Regions from separate parts of the Homo sapiens genome. Here region 2 is linked to region 1. A link is an interaction called in ENCODE POLR2A ChIA-PET data of the cell type or tissue named here. Cell type or tissue: HepG2. All regions are shown on one strand. Links, peaks and the distances in the headings refer to the core of each region. The heading gives the core; the rest is flanking DNA. Region 1 overlaps DNAJC7 (DnaJ heat shock protein family (Hsp40) member C7). Region 2 has its middle 23 kb from the start of TUBG2.

Region 1 (8,331 bases), core at 270-8,269:
CCTTGGCCTCCCAAAGTGCTGGGATTACAGGCGTGAGCCACCGTGCCCAGCCTGGTTTTGTTTTTTTTAAAGGCAGGGTCTCACTCTGTCACCCAGGCTGCAGGAACATGGTTTGCTGCAGCCTCGACCTCCTGGGCTCAGGAGGTCTTCTGCCTCAGCCTCCTGGGATTATAGGCGTGAGCCTATAATTTCCCAAAAATTAAATAAATAAATAAATAAATAAAGCTCTTTTCTCAAAAAAAAAAAAATTGGCCAGGCGTGGTGGCGTGTGCCTGTAATCCCAGCTACTCAGGAGGCTGAGGTGGGAGAATTGCTTGAACCCAGGACGTGGGGGTTGCAATGAGCCGAGATTGCGCCACTGCACTCCAGCCTAGGTAACAGAGGTGACAGAGGTCAGGAGATTGAGACCATCCTGGCTAACACGATGATATCCCGTCTCTATTAAAAATACAAAAAAATCAGCCAGGCGTGGTTGTGGGCACCTGTAGTCCCAGCTACTTGGGAGGCTGAGGCAGGAGAATGGCATGAACCTGGGAGGCAGAGCTTGCAGTGAGCTGAGATCACGCCACTGCACTCTAGCCTGGGTGACAGTCAGACTGTGTCTCAAAAAATAAAAAAAATTAAATAAATAAATAAATAAAGCTCTTTTCTCAAAAAAAAATTGGCCAGGCATGGTGGCGTGTGCCTGTAATCCCAGCTACTAGGGAGGCTGAGGTGGGAGAATTGCTTGAACCCAGGAGGTGGGGATTGCAGTGAGCCAAGATTGCGCCACTGCACTCCAGCCTGGGTGACAGAGCCAGACTTCGTCTCAAAAAAAAAGAAAAAACAAAATCAAACCACAGTGCGGTGTGCTTTTTGTCATATAAAATTTGGATCCACATTTCCTAGGTTACAAGTGTTGCAGAATAATGAAACCATGCTAGTCTGTTTTTCATGCAGTGAGGTGGAATAAATTTTAAAATGATGAAGAATCTCATCCCTGTTTTAATAATCTGCAAATACGTGATATGTCAAGCAATTCCAGAGAGAACCCAGCCATGTTAATGACATTTTAAAAACTACCACACAATTAATTCTGCATTAGTGTAGGCTGACTAAAGTTTCTGATTGATGCTTTAATTGCTAAAAGTTAGACTAGTTGACCCAACGCAGAGATCTTAAGTGTTCAACTTGGAAGTATTTAGAGAGAAAATGGAAATTTTTATAGGGCATCTAATTTGGGGCATGTTGCAATGTCAACTATGATGTTTTAATGTGTTTTTAATTTAGTTGAGCTGTAAATGTGCAAAGTTGGCTAGCAACCATAAGCCCAAGTTGTCTGATTTAATCACATGATGCTGAGCCCTGCTAAGACCTGTGTGATACCAAATGATTCCCTTAGCAGTGTTTGTTGGAGTAATTAGTGTCAGCAATGAATGAATGCTGAATTGAGAGAGATAATGTAACTACATGTCTAAAGGATATACAGATTTTAACGAACATTTATTGTAGAAGAGCAAGTTTTCAAAGCTGCAGTTTTCTTACTGGTGGGTGGTTTTGTTTTTTTGAGACAGTCTTGCTCTGTCATTCAGGCTAGAGTGCAGTGGTACAATCACAGCTCGTTACAGCCTCAACCTCCCAGGCTCAAGTGATCCTCCCATCTTAGCCTCCCAAGTAGTTGGGACTACAGACTTGCACCACCATGCCCAGCTAATTTTTAAATTTTTGTAGAGACAGAGTCTCCCTGTGTTTTCCAGGCTGTTCTCAAACTAACTCCTGCACTCAAGCAGTCTTCTTGTCTCTGTCTCCTAAAGTGCTGGGATTACAGGCGTGAGACATTGCGCCCAGCAAGGTTATTTCTGAAAAACAAAGAAATACATTTTAAAATAGCAAAGGAGACCATGAATGGGATGTCTTCTCTGAAGGCCAGGGCTTCCAGTGTGCTGATCCTGTTGTGAGAGATCCTCCATGCATCCAGAGAGGACAGATTTTTTTGGAAAACCTTTCAGTAGCTGTTTTCATGCAACTTTATTACTGTCAGTTAAAATGAAAAGACTGGATTGGTGGAGGTGGAGTCATTCCCAGCATCTCTTGGTGAATCAGAGCTGTGAAGCTATTCTGCTTAGAAGTTGACCCAAGGATTTGGTGGGAGAACTGGATAAATTAGTTTTAATCTAAAAGCCTTGACACTAACAGGATGTGGGGGAAAACATAAACTTCTAGGACTTAGGAGACCTGTGCAGCCATCTTGGTTGCCTCACTAGCTCTTCCTCTGTTGGAGGATAGGTGAAATTATTGCCATAACCACCTCAGAAGGCCATTTGAAAATCTTGGCCAGGCGTGGTGGCTGACGCCTTTAATCCTACTAGCACTTTGAGAGGTCTAGGCAGGCGGATCATTTGCAGTCAGGAGTTTGAGACCAGTCTGGCCAACATGATGAAACCCCGTCTCTACTAAAAATACAAAAAATAGCTGGGCATGGTGGCACATGCCTGTAATCCCAGCTACTCGGGAGGCTAAGGCGAGAGAACACTTGAACCCAGGAGGCAGAGGCTGCAGTGAACCGAGTTCATGCCACTGCCCTCCAGCCTGGGCAAAAGAGTTAGACTCCATCTAAAAAAAAAAAAAAAAAAAAAAAATTGAAAATCTTCATTGGAAATGCTTCGAAAATCTGAAATAACACTAGAAATATATTGTAGTTGTTAATAGTACCATCAGGTCAGTTATGGCCAAGTCTATATTTTGCTGTGGTATTATATTTAAGAGTTTAATCTGAATTTAATTTTGTAGCCACAGAAAATAATCTGTAGTTTAATTTAGTGCATTGGGAATCCTTTTTTTTTTTAATTGGTCTAGGTGAAGCCAATTAATCCTAAGTCTTCTTTTCTCAGTACTGGTGTGTTTCAGTAGGTGCATGTTACAACCTCACTTGGCTATCAGATGAATTGACCCTGGCAGTGAGTGAGTGACAGATGCCACCACCAGATTGCCTTCAATTCCAGTGTTAACCAGCTCTTCTCCTTTTTTTCCAGTCCCACGCCTTTGACATCTCATCCTTCAGTCCCTTTGCTGTAAAGGCAACTTGAACAAGCTTCAGCCCTTTCTCAGACTTCCAGGGCAGGACTTGAATGGATTTGACACTGGAATTGTTCCTGATGCAGCCTTGTTCAGTTCTTGCTGCTGCCATGCTGGATTCCAAAGATCCACTCTTTCCTCGACTGGTCTCGCAGGGTCAGGCCCACTGGTTAAAGCTTGTTGTGTATTTGGTGGGGAGGTTCAAAATGAAGGAGGGACTCCAGTCCACTTTGGGCATTGGACCTGAAGGCAAAAAATAAGCGTTCAGTCTAAAAGCACTAAGTGCCCATTGTTTAGGCAGCTGTTAATCAGCCACGTTTCTATGAAAATAAGTCCTTTTCATGAGGCAGTTGTGTGGGAATAGCTAATTCTGGCCTGATGCTGTGCAGTGTGAGGTTAAAAACATGGCAACTTGTCACAACACAATTCTTCTTGTTCTTTTTGCTGTGGGCTGACTCTACATTACTTGCTTTGTTTGCTCTAGAATGGAATCTACTCACCATTTACTAAAATGAAATGCATTTCTTTGGGGAGGCAAAGTCCAGTTCACTAGGTCTTGCATCTTAAAGAGAAAGGAGCCCTGCTTCCTCTATGACTAATTGTTAGGAATGTCATTTAGCTTATTTAAATACCGATTTTGGTTCTGGGGTTGAATATTACATGTGGGGTGTACTGTGTGTCTTAGTTTAAACAAATTTATATGTATTGTCCATGTCTTACATATATTGTCCATGTCTTACTCCTCGTAGTACAGACTAATTTTCAAAATAGTTAGCAGTAAGCGGAGGCAAGCATTAGAGAGAAAGCTTGGCATAGTAGAAAGTGCACAAGCTTTGTATTCTGACAAACATGGGTAACATCCTGACCTCAGGCAAGTTATTTAACCCCCAGGCCTTATTTCCTCTTTTGAAAAATGGGAATAATGAAGTTCACCGGACTGTGTTTTATAGAGGATACTGTATGGAAAGTACCTGGCCTCAGTAGTTATTAGTAACTGTCCACCAAAATCATCCTTTGCATTTTTTCTAGAAGCCAGTCCTGAACTCCCCGACCTCCATAGGGGTAGTGTCTTAGGAAGGAGGAGACTAGGGGCACCTTTCAGCAGCCCTGTACATTATTTCACTTTCGACTAACAAGCTTTATACTGCTGACACAGTGTCTCCCCAGGTACCTAGATGTCTTCGTTTTCCTCAAAGATTTGTATATTCTTAGCCACTAGCCAACTGAAGAAGAGGCTAGATCTTCTCTGATGGAGTTTGGGCCTAATGTCTTACTTTGGAATTTGCTACTCCATTTCTTCACAGCAGTTTGACTAATCGAAATCCAGTTTTGGGGAAGTCCTTTGTTCAAATCCCTTGGCATGTCTGCTCTTAAAGGATAGGCTCCTGAGAGTTTTTATAAGCACTTTGCTTAATTTAGAGTTACAGGATGGTGAATACCATGTAGCAAGATTTCAGTTGGTTCTTTAAATCTTGCAATTGGGGGATCTTTCTTGAAGATTTTTCATAGCAGAAGGCCTCTTTTCAGCATTGTGATAGTTGGTATAGACAGTTACTCAAGCAGATTTATATCCATCACATTTCACAGCTGTCAGCATTTATAGGTCATTCCCATTTGCCTTCTCCTTCTAGCAGCCTTTTCATATTAGTAGGGCTTGCCAGGACAGTGATGGAGAAGAATGGAGAGGGAGGATCACCTCAATAAAAGGAGGGCGACTTTACCAGTTTGTAGTTTAAAATACTTAAGTAAATCACAAATCTCCCTAATGCAGATATCCGTAGACTCAAGCTGTAAATTGCTGTACCATCACCAAGGTTTAAGAACTAGGACTTTTGCCTCAACTTCAGGCAACCCCGAACTAGGTTCTTTTTTGCATGTGAACAACAGGAAAAGAAAGATGTTTCTCATAACAAAAATGATCAGGTACTTAGTTAATGTTGCAGTAATCATTTCAGTAAAGAATTATCTTTATCACTTGAGCAGTGGAATGATTTTGAGTATCTTGATAGAGGTTACTAGTTCTTTTAAAACACTGTTGGTCATGTCTGATTTGATTCTAGGTACTTGCTCGGGAATCTAATTCCCAATTATATAACATTGTTCCTTTAGGACAAAGTTTAGGAAAGTATACTTTGTCTAATGGCACAGTTTCAAAAAATAGATCTTAGAGGTAGGGAAAAAATACTGCTATCACCCAGTTGCTGAATATATAAGGTACTGGAGGGAGTACAAAGAGGGCAGCAAGTACCTACATTGTTGTGATGGGAAGAGGGAACACCAGTGGATGGGTGCTCCTTATAGTATGGCACTGGCATCCTGTACCTCATATGTCCCTGTCATCCACGGTCTTAGTCTCTGCTGTCACTCAGCTCTGTTCCTGTCTTAAACACCAACATGCTATGCTTTTAACTCTTTTGCCACCTGCCTTTGCTCTGCTTGTTCTTCCAGTGACAAATGCATGAGCCACTTTTCAGGAGGTGAAATTATTAAAACTCTTGAGGATGTGACCTATTTCACATTGAGAAATAAGTTGCCCTGAATGGAGTAACCATTTTTCCTGTAAGTTTGCAAAAGAGGCAGCAGTTGTGACACTGTGGAAGGAGATAGAAAAATTCCTTGCCATGAGGGAATGTCTAAATTTGTCCTGCGGGGAGGATGACTACAGGCAGAAATAGTGAGGTGAGGCAGGAACATAAGAGGGGTTTTCTTGATTTAGTTTGAATGTATCTAAGTGACAAAAAGGAGCATCTGAAGAACTTGGATTCTTTCATTAGCACCTCCTTTTGGTCCATTGGCCTATTCAACAAATCTATAAATCCTTCAAGTATCACACTAACTTTCAGCTCAGTGTGCTGCGGGCTCTAGACCAAAGATTCCTCCTGTAAGATTACAGAGGTTATTCCCTTTGTAAAGTAACATGATTCTCTTTCTCTTTCATTTTCAGGGAAGCAGAGACTTTCAAGGAACAAGGAAATGCATACTATGCCAAGAAAGATTACAATGAAGCTTATAATTATTATACAAAAGCCATAGGTGAGAAAGAACTGATACTTACGCTAGAAAACATTTACTTGCCAAATATTATTAAAAGTAGCTGCCAAGTCCTGGTGGCTCACGCCTGTAATCCCAGCACTTTGGGAGGCCAAAGCAGGAGGATCACTTTAGATCAGGGGTTTCAGACCACTCTGGCCAACATGACGAAACCCCGTCTCTACTGAAAATACAAAAATTAGCTGGGCCTGGTGGCGGGCACCTGTAATCCCAGCTACTTGGGAGGCTGAGGCAGGAGAATTGCCTGAACTCGGGAGGTAGAGGTTGCAATGAGCCAAGATTGTGCCACTGCACTCCAACCTGGGCAACAAAGCAAGACTTCATCTCAAAAAGATAAAAAAAATAGGCCAGGCTCAGTGGCTCATGCCTGTAATCCCAGCACTTTGGGAGGCCAAAGCAGGCGGATCACTTTAGATCAGGGGTTTCAGACCACTCTGGCCAACATGACGAAACCCTGTCTCTACTAAAAATACAAAAATTAGCTGGGCCTGGTGGCGGGCACCTGTAATCCCAGCTACTTGGGAGGCTGAGGCAGGAGAATTGCCTGAACTCGGGAGGTAGAAGTTGCAGTGAGCCAAGATTGTGCCACTGCACTCCAACCTGGGCAACAAAGCAAGACTTCATCTCAAAAAGATAAAAAAAATAGGCCAGGCTCAGTGGCTCACGCCTATAATCCCAGCACTTTGGAAGGCCAAGGCAGGCAGATCACCTAAAGTCAGGAGTTTGAGACCGGCCTGGCTAACATGGTGAAACCCTGTCTCTACAAAATACAAAAATTTGCTGGGTGTGGTGGTGCGTGCCTGTAATCCCAGCTACTAGGGAGGCTGAGGCAGGAGAATCGCTTGAACCCAGGAGGTGGAGGTTGCAGTGAGCTGAGATCCTGCCGTTGCACTCCAGCCTGGGGGACGACCAAAGAACTCCATCTCAAAAATTAAATTAAAAAAAATTGAGAAAAGTAGCTTCTCTCTGAGAAGTAGCCTTTTGCCCAATGGGTTGATAACTGTTACTGTATGAACTCCTTCAGGCTTAATGATCTCATGAAGGCCAGGCGTGGTGACTCATGCCTGTAATCCCAGCATTTTGGGAGGCCGAGGCGGGCGGATCACCTGAGGTCAGGAGTTCTTCTCCCCTAATTTGCTTACCCCAACTCAACATGCACATTTCATTTCAGCCTGGCCTGTTAACATGGTGAAACCCTGTCTCTAAAGATACAAAAATTAGCCAGGTGTGGTGGGCGCTTGTAATCCCAGCTACTCGGGAGGCTGAGGCAGGAGAATTGCTTGAACCTGGGAGGCAGAGGTTGTAGTGAGCCAAGATCACGTCGCTGCACTCCAGCCTGGGCAACAAGCGCGAATCTCCGTCTCAAAAAAAAAAACAAACTCATGAATGATAACTTTTTTCTTTTTCTTTTCTTTTTTTTTAACTCTTTAAATTTTTTAAAATAGAGACAGGGTCTTACCATGTTGCCCCGGCTGGTCTCAAACTCCTGGGCTCAAGCGATCCTCCTACCTTGGCCTCCCAAAGTGCTAGAATTACAGGGATGTGCCACCATCCCCAGCTGTGATAACTTCTTCTAACTGGGGTGGGTAGTTTTTCTTTTGATAAATTAAAGGCAATTCCAGAAATACTGAATGTTATGGCAAAACCCACCTAAATACATTTCAGTCATTGTCAATTCATTTACTACCTTAGAAAATGGCCTTTGTACATAAAAGAAGTCTTAGTTATCTCCATGCTTAATTTGCCAGCATACTTTAATCCCGTGTCAGCATTCTTCTCACCTAATTTGCTTACCCCAGCTCAACATGCACATTTCATTTTAATGTCTCATTATACAAAACAGTTCATTAAGATTAATAAGCTGCCTCTCTCCTCAAAAGATAATCACTACACTTCAAAGCCGTACCTTGTTTTGTTTTAAAACTGATTGTATCCTTGCTGCTGTCCATTTGCACAAGCAGTCAGAAATTTGGATGCAGCCTATTTATTTATTGTTGAGACAGTGTCACTGTCACCCAGGCTGGAGTGTAGTGGCACAATCTTGGCTTATTGCAACCTTCACCTCCTAGTTTCAAGCGATTTTCATGCCTTAGCCACCTGAGTAGCTGGGATTGCAGGTGTGTGCCACCATGCTTGGCTAATTTATTTGTATTTTAGCAGAGACAGCGTTTTGCCATGTTGGCCAGGCTGGTCTCAAAACTCCTGGCCCCAAGTGATCTGCCCACC
Region 2 (8,331 bases), core at 321-8,320, 630 kb before region 1:
TTGTGCCATTGCACTTCAGCCTGGCAACAGAGAAAGTTAAAAAAAACAGAACAAAACAGAAAAACCTCTAACCTTTATAAAAGAGGCTACAGCCTGGGCAACACAATGAAACCGCCGTCTCTTAAAAAAACCTAAAAATTAGATGAGCATGGTGTTGTGTGCCTGTACTTCTAGCTACTCCAAAGGCTGAGGTGGGAGGATTGCTTGAGCCCAGGAGTTTGAGGCTGCAGTGAACTACGATCACACTATTGCACTCCAGCCTGGGTGACAGAAAAAAAAAAAAAGTATGGTGGTTTCCAGCCCAGGAAGGTGGTCCCCTCCCATACCCCACCCAACCAGAAGGTATTTGCAAACCCACAGAGGCCTTTGGTTTTATCACAATGCTGTGGGTGGGTGATACTGGCATTTGGTACCTAGAGATTAGAGAGGCTAAACACTCTGCGATGCACAGGAGAGCTCCACACGCTGATGAATTGTCCTACGCAAAATGCCAGTCATGCATCTCATACATTTTATGGATAAGCAGACTGAGGGTCACAGAGCTGAGGTACGTGCCTACTTTTGGGAGCTTCTGTAGCATTGAAATTATATTAAGATTTTTTTGTTTAAGAGATAGGGTCACTGCAGTGAGATGAGATCATCCCACCACACTGCAGCCTGGGCAACAGAGCAAGACCTTGTCTTGGGCATGGTGGCTAACACCTCTAATCCCAGCACTTTGGGAGGCCTAAGTGGGAGGATCGCTTGAGGCCAGGAGGCCGAGGCTGCAGTCTTTGCACCACTGCACACCAGCCTGGGTGACAAAACAAGACTCTGTTTCAAAGAGAGAGAGACAGAGAGAGAGGGTCTCGCTCTGTTGCCCAGGCTGGCCTCCAATTCTTGGACTCACACAATCTTCCTGCCTCAGTCTTCCAAGTAGCTGGGACTACAAATGCGTGCTACTATGCATGGCTTAAGATTTTGTGTCTACATCAGAGGTCCCTGTGGCAGACAGTGTCAAGCAGCAAGTCTCACCCTTTCACCCTAGTTGCCGCCCAGTGATTGGTCTGTGTTTGCCACAGTTCAGGCCAACGAGATGTAAGCAGAAGTCATGGAGCAGGGCTCCTGGGTAAACTTTCTCAAAAGGGCAAGTGAAGCTGGATGCTCCTTCCCCATTGGCTCTGCTCCTTCCTACCTACCTTCCTTCCTCCCTCCCTCCCTCCCTCCCTTCCTTCCTTCTTCCTCTCTCTCTCTCTCGTTCCCTCCCTCCCTCCTTCCTTTTTTTTTTTTCTTTTTTAACAGGGTCTCACTCCATCACCCAGGCTGGAGTGCAGTGGCATGATCTCGGCTCATTGCAGCCTCAACCTCCCGGGCTCAGGTGATCCTCCCACCTCAGCCTCCCAAGTAGCTGGGACTACAGGTGCATGCCTCCCAGCTAATTTTTGTGTTTTTTTCTGTAGAGACCAGGTTTCACCACATTGCCCAGGCTGGTCTCAAACTCCTGGGCTCAAGTAATTATCCTGCCTCCATCTCCCAAACTGCTGGGATTCCAGGTGTGAGCCACCATGCCCAGTCTCTGCTCCCTTCTTTCTGCTAGGAACTTGGTTCCACAGCCATCTTGTGCCTATGAACGCAAAAGCCACGTTAGTGATGGTGGAGCAGAAAGAAAGAAAGACCACGTGTTCTTGCTGACTTTCTAAGAAGCACCCCAGACCTGGACTGCCCACCTCTGGATTTAACAAATGAGAAAAACAAACTATTATTTGTTTAAGCTACTGTTAATTGGTTGTTCTGTTGAATGCATTTCTACCTGATAGAGTCATAGGGCCAGTTAGTAACCCGGGTTTTGACTCTCACAATCTAATATGCTTTCCTTGGCAGCAGTGGATCTCCAAGTGTGGTCCCCGGACAGGCAACATCAGTATCATGGAGAAACTTGTTAGAAATGCAGAATATCATATGCCACCCCAGACCTTCTAAGTCAGAAACCCTGGGGGTGGGCCCAACGATCTGGTTTAACAAGCCCTCCCAGTGATTCTCATGCACCGAAAGTGTGAGAACCACCGTTCTGTAGCCATGCTCTTCACTGTGTGGTTCTGGACAACCTGGGAGCTTGCTTAAAATATACCATTTCAGCCGGGTGCAGTGACTCACACCTGTAATCCCAGCACTTTGGGAGGCTGAGGTGAGCGGATCGCTTGAGCCCAGGAGTTTGAGACCAGCCTGGGCAATATGGGGAGACCCCCATCTCTACCAAAAAAAAAAAAAATCAGCCAGGTGTGTTGGTGCACGTCTGTAGTCCCAGCTACTCAGAGGCTGAGGTGGAAGGACCCCTTAAACCTAGGAGGCTGAGACTGCAGTAAGCCATGATGGCGTCACTGCATTCTAGCCTGGGGGACAGAGCCAGACCCTGTCTCAAAAAAAGGAAAAGCAAGGCCAGGTGCAGTGGCTCAAGCCTGTAATCCCAGCACTTTGGGAGGCCAAGTCTGATCGCTTGAGACCAGGAGTTCAAGACCAGCCTGGGCAACATGGAGAAACCCTACAAAAAATATAAAAATATAAAAAATGCAAAAATTAGCTGGATATGGTGGCACACACCTGTGGTCCCAGCTACTGGGGAGGCTGAGGTGGGAGGATAACTTGAGCCCGGGAGGCGGAGATTGCGGTGAGCCAAGGTCGAGCCACTGTACCCCAGCCTGGGTGACAGAGATCCTGTCTCTATTTTTACAAAAAGGAAAAGAAAAACATACCGTCTCACGCCCCACTACATGCAGACCTACTGAATCTAAATCTACATTTTTAGGAGGTTCCTGGGTTGTTTGTACACATATTCAAGTTTAAGAAGCACTGCTCTACAATATGCTTAATTGAGTCTTTTTCTTTCTTTTATTGAAGAGCATTGAAAAGATACATAACTGATCAGATTGAAGTTACATGTTCAGGATTCAGCTATGCCTCCCAGGTTCAAGCGATTCTCCTGCCTCAGCCTCCCAAGTAGCTGGGATTACAGGTGCGCACCACCATACCCAGCTAATTTTTGTATTTTAGTAGAGATGAAGTTTCACCATGTTGGCCAAGCTGGTCTCAAACTCCTGACCTCAGGTGATCCGCCAACCTCGGCCTCCCAAAGTGCTGGGACTACAGCCATGAACTACCACACCCGGCCCACAGTTGCTTTTAAATGGAAAACTTATTCCAAACATAAATTTGAGGCCGGGCAAGGTGGCTCACACCTGTAATCCTGGCACTTTAGGAGGCCGAGGTGGGAAGATTACTTGTTCGAGTAGTTTGAGACCAGCCTGGCCAACATGGTGAAATCCTGTCTCTATTAAAAATACAAAAATTAGCTGGTGATAGTGGTGCACACCTCTAATCCTAGGGAGGCTGAGGCATGAGAATTATGTGATCCTGGGAGGCAGAGGTTGCAGTGGGCCAAGATTGCACCACTGCACTCCAGCCTGGATGACAGAGTGAGACTCTGTCTAAAAAAAAAAAAAAAGGAAAGAAAGACAGAAAAGTGCCAGCCTGGGCAACATAGCAAGACCCCATCCAACTTTTTTTTTTTTTTTTGAGACGGAGTCTTGCTCTGTCGCCCAGGCTGGAGTGCAGTGGCACGATCTTGGCTCACTGCAAGCTCCACCTCCCGGGTTCACGCCATTCTCCTGCCTCAGCCTCCCGAGTAGCTGGGACTACAGGCGCCCGCCACCGCGCCCAGCTAATTTTTGTATTTTTAGTAGAGACGGGGTTTCACCGTGTTAGCCAGGATGGTCTCGATCTCCTGACCTCGTGATCCGCCCGCCTCAGCCTCCCAAAGTGCTGGGATTACAGGTGTGAGCCACCTCGCCCAGCCCTAACTTTTTTGAAGTATTTAACTTACAGAAATGTAGCTATTAGAAGAATAGGGGTATTTCTGTCATTTTTTTTTTTTAAGATGGAGTCTTGCTCTGTCACCAGGCTGGAGTGCAGTGGCACGATCTCAGCTCACTGCAACCTCCGCCTCCTGGGTTAAAGCGTTTCTCCTACCTCAGCCTCCCAAGTAGCTGGGACTACAGGCACCCGCCACCATGCCCAGCTAATTTTTGTATTTTTAGTAGAGATGGGGTTCCACCATGTTGGCCAGGATGTTCTTGATTTCCTGACCTTGTGATCTCCCTGCCTCAGCCTCCCAAAGTTCTGGGATTACAGGCGTGACCCACTGCGCCCGGCCATTTCTGTCATTTTCATTACCTTTTGTGCAACATGGAGGTTCTGTCTGTTTGTCTTGTTGCTACAGTGCATCATGATGATTTATTAGAGGTACAGTGACACATGCTAGACCTAAGCAGGACCTGGAGCTCATTTCTTAAGTAGGCTTCCCGGGCTTTCTTGCAGAGGGTTCACATAGAAAATGAAGAAGTTATCCAACACCCCAAGAAAAGGGAAGGGAAGAAGCAGCTTGCTGCAGGATGGGCTGCCTGCAGGCTCCAGCCAGAGCGGAAGGGTCCCGATCCAGCACACCTATGGCCCATTATAAGCACACAAGTCTAGTTTAACTCACCGTATCGTGAATGAGGAAACTCAGATCCTTCTCTTTTTCAAAAATGTATTTGAATCATTTACAAATAATAGTATTAGTATTATGTGCATGGTCTGTATTTTCCTTTTATTAGGAAAATTACACATATTTTTTTTCCTTCTTAAACATGATTTCTATTTAACCAATTATATATTTATGTTGGGCCTTTTGTCAGAGATCCTTTCTAAGATCCTGCTGTTGGGCTGGCGCAGTGGCTCACGCCTATAATCCCAGCATTTTGGGAGGCTGAGGTGGTCAGATCACTTGAGTCCAGGAGTTCGAAACTAGCCTGGGCAATGGTGAAATCCCGCTTCTATATAAAGAACAAAAATTAGCCGGGCATGGTGTCATGTGCCTGTAGTCTTAGCTACTCGGGAGGCTGAAGTGGGTGGATTGCTTGGACTCAGGAGGCATAGGTTGCAGTGAGCTAAGCTCTTGCCGCTGCACTCCCGCCTGGGTGACAGAGCGAGACCCTGTCTCAAAAAAGAAAAGAAAAGAAAAGATCCTGCTATTCCAACCATTTGTGCTTCTATGCTTTCACAAATACCTTTTTTTTTCTTCTTTTGAGATGGAGTTTTGCTCTTGTCACCCAGGCTGGAGTGCAATGGCGTGATCTCGGCTCATTGCAGCCTCCACCTCCTGGGTTCCAGCAATTCTCCTGCCCCAGCCTCCTGAGTAACTGAGATTACAGGCGCCTACAACCATGCCCGGCTAATTTTTGTTTTTTTAGTAGAGATGGGCGTTTCACCATGTTGGCCAGGCTGGTCTCCAACTCCTGACCTCAAGTGATCCACCCGCCTCAGCCTCCCAAAGTGCTGGGATTACAGGCTTGAGACACCGTGCCTGACCAAAACTTAAAATATTTTTTTAAAATGTAATAGAGTCGGGGTCTTGATATGTTGCCCAGGCTGGTCTTGAACGCCTAGCCTCAAGCGATCCTCCCATGTTGGCCTCCCAAAGTGCTGGGATTACAGGCATGAGCCACTGTCCCCAGCCTGAAATATTTTCTAATATGGTAAAATATATTTCTTACATAAAGTTTTAATATGTTATTATATTTTGTAAATTGATTTTTTTAAGTATCTGGGATTAAGTTATTATTCCTTTATTCCTACATCTTCCATTATTTATTTTATTATTATTATTTTTTGAGATGGAGTCTTGCTCTTGTCGCCCAGGCTGGAGTGCAATGGTGCAATCTCAGCTCACTACAACCTCCTCCTCCCAGGTTCAAGCGATTCTCCTGCCTCAGCCTCCAGAGTAGGTGGGATTACAGGCACCTGCCACCACACCCAGATAATTTTTGTATTTTTAGTAGAGACAGGGTTTTGCCATGTTGGCCAGGCTGGTCTTGAACTCCTGACCTTAGGTGATCCGCCCATCTTGGCCTCCCAAAGTGCTGGGATTACAGGCGTGAGCCACTACGCCTGGCCTGCTTCCATTATTTTTATATGTATGTTGAGAATTTTAGTCCATTTTGATTTAATTGATATTTATTACTTATTTATTTATTTTTGTAGAAACAGAGTCTCTCTGTTGCCCAGACTGGAGTGTAGTGGCATGATCATAGCTCACTGCAACCTTGAACTCCTGGGGCTGAAGCAATTCTCTTGCCTCAGCCTCCTAGTAGTAGGTAGGACTACAGGTTAGTAACACAGTGCTAGGCAAATTTTTAAATTAAAAACTATTTAGGATATTGTTATTAAGCATTAACATTTGACATGATTTTAGTTTCCTACTATCATTTGGTTTGTTAAATCAACACTGTAGGCCGGGTGCGGTGGCTCACGCCTGTAATCCCAGCACTTTGGGAGGCTGAGGCAGGCGGATCATGAGGTCAGGGGATCGAGACCATCCTGGCTAACACCGTGAAACCCCGTCTCTACTAAAAATACAAAAAATTAGCCGGGCGTGGTGGTGGGTGCCTGTAGTCCCAGCGACTCGGGAGGCTGAGGCAGGAGAATGGCTTGAGCCGGGGAGGCAGAGTTTGCAGTGAGCCGAGATGGCGCCACTGCACTCCAGCCTGGGCGACAGAGAGAGACTGCCTCAAAAAAAAAAAAAAATCAACACTGTAAAGTTCTCAGAATAGTAATTTCACACTCTAATTGAAGACAGGAGGCTGGGCACAGTGGCACATGTGTATAATCCCAGGATTTGGGATTATATGCGTATAATCCCTTGGACTCCCAAGGCCAAGATGGCAGGATCCCTTGGGACCAGGAGTTTGAAACCAGCCTGGGCAACATAGGAAGACCCTGTCTCTACCAAAAAAAAAAAAAAAAAAAAAAAAGCCCAAAAAAACACACGCATGGTGGCCCCTGCCTATAGTTCCAAATATTTCCAGGAGTTCGAGGCCGCAGTGGGCTATGATTATGCCACTGCACCCTAGCCTGGGTGACAGAGTGAGGCCCGATCTCTAAAAAGAAATGGGAAAAAAAAGAGAGAGAAGATATAGCTTTTTAAGGATATTTTAAGTCCTTAACACTTTGCACTAATGAAAAGTGTTTCGTTTGCTAGTTTTGGAGCTCTTGTTTTCTGAGCCCTGGCTGGCCTGCCCCTCTGGCTTCCTTTTTTTCTTTTTGAAGACGGGGTCTCACTCTGTCGCCCAGACTGGAGTGCAGTGGCACGATCTCGGCTCACTGCAACCTCGGCTTCCCAGATTCAAGTGATTCTCCTGCCTCAGCCTCCCTAGTAGCTGGGATTACAGGTGCCTGCCACCACGCCCGGCTGATTTTTGTTTTTTTAGTAGAGACAGGGTTTCACCAAGTTGGCCAGGCTGGTCTCGAACACCTGGCCTCAAGTGATCCACCCACCTCAGCCTCCCAAAGTGCTGGGATTATAGGCGTGGGCAACCACGCCCGGCCCCCTCTGGCTTCTTACCTCTCCCGACTTCGGTGATTGTCCCTAGGGCCCAGCAGGTCTCAGACAGTCGCTGGCTGTCTGGGCCAGTCCGTGACTATTCTGAGAACTCTTCCCTTGCTTGCTTCAAGCCCAACTGTAAGTTAGCGATAGAAACAAGTCTGCCAGTGAGTTTTCTAGATAGACCAAGACCAAACAGGTTGAAGCAGTGCTCGCTGGTTGAATCACTCTGTGCTCAAATAAGGAGCTGATAAACCAAGGAAACAAACTTGTGTGCACTTCCCTGCTTCCCTCTGCCATAGTTCCTCCCTATCTCAGGAGTGATATATGGCTGTTAATCACATGTTGAAGCATAGTCATTCCTAAACTGTTCTCATGTGTTTGAATCAAAGTAATTTTAATCTTATCTTTCCTAATCTGAATTGACCTCTGTGTAGCACTGTTTCTCCTTCATGGCCTATCTAGAAGCTATTGAGGATACAGAAAAAGAAAATGTATACTCTGGTGCCTTTGTTAATGTAGAGATGTCTTTCTATTTTTATTTTTGAAAGGAAGAAATAAAACTATTATTTACAGAAGACATAATTGTACATAGAAAATCCTAAGGCATGTACCAAAAAAAAAAAAAAGCTAATATGGGAGTTTAGAACTAATAAGGGAGTTTAGAAAGGTTATGGGATATATAGTCCATATAAATAAGTCAGTTGCATTTTTTTTTTTTTAGACAGAGTCTTGCTCTGTCACCCAGGCTGGAGTGCAGTGGCGCGATCTCTGCTCACTGCAACCTCTGTCTCCCAGGTTCAAGGGATTCTCCTGTCTCAGCCTCCCAAGTAGCTGGGACTACAGGCGCCTGCCACCACGCCCAGCTAATTTTTTGTGTTTTTAGTAGAGACGGGGTTTCACAGTGTGAGCCAGGATGGTCTTGATCTCCTGACTCA

The links. ChIA-PET counts read pairs that join two places held together with the same protein. Peaks named below come from ENCODE experiments on the same cell type or tissue, not always from the same donor. Only the 100,000 strongest peaks of a DNase experiment are listed, where the experiment ranks them.
Region 2: POLR2A ChIA-PET joins it to region 1 with 5 read pairs; 3 of 35 experiments call an interaction of 5 or more read pairs at or near these places.

Annotation. Positions count from the first base shown.
Region 1 is chr17:41,998,238-42,006,568 of GRCh38, reverse strand. It overlaps DNAJC7 (DnaJ heat shock protein family (Hsp40) member C7), which reads left to right. Exons shown (of 14, transcript NM_003315.4): 2 at 5,999-6,087. Among named protein-coding and RNA genes, the nearest start is that of DNAJC7, 15 kb to the left of the region's middle. In HepG2, for the core only: no CTCF peak of the experiment used is centred there; a DNase peak (open chromatin) is centred at 3,568.
Region 2 is chr17:42,632,441-42,640,771 of GRCh38, reverse strand. No RefSeq gene overlaps it. Among named protein-coding and RNA genes, the nearest start is that of TUBG2, 23 kb to the left of the region's middle. In HepG2, for the core only: no CTCF peak of the experiment used is centred there; no DNase peak of the experiment used is centred there; H3K27me3 peaks cover 974 bases.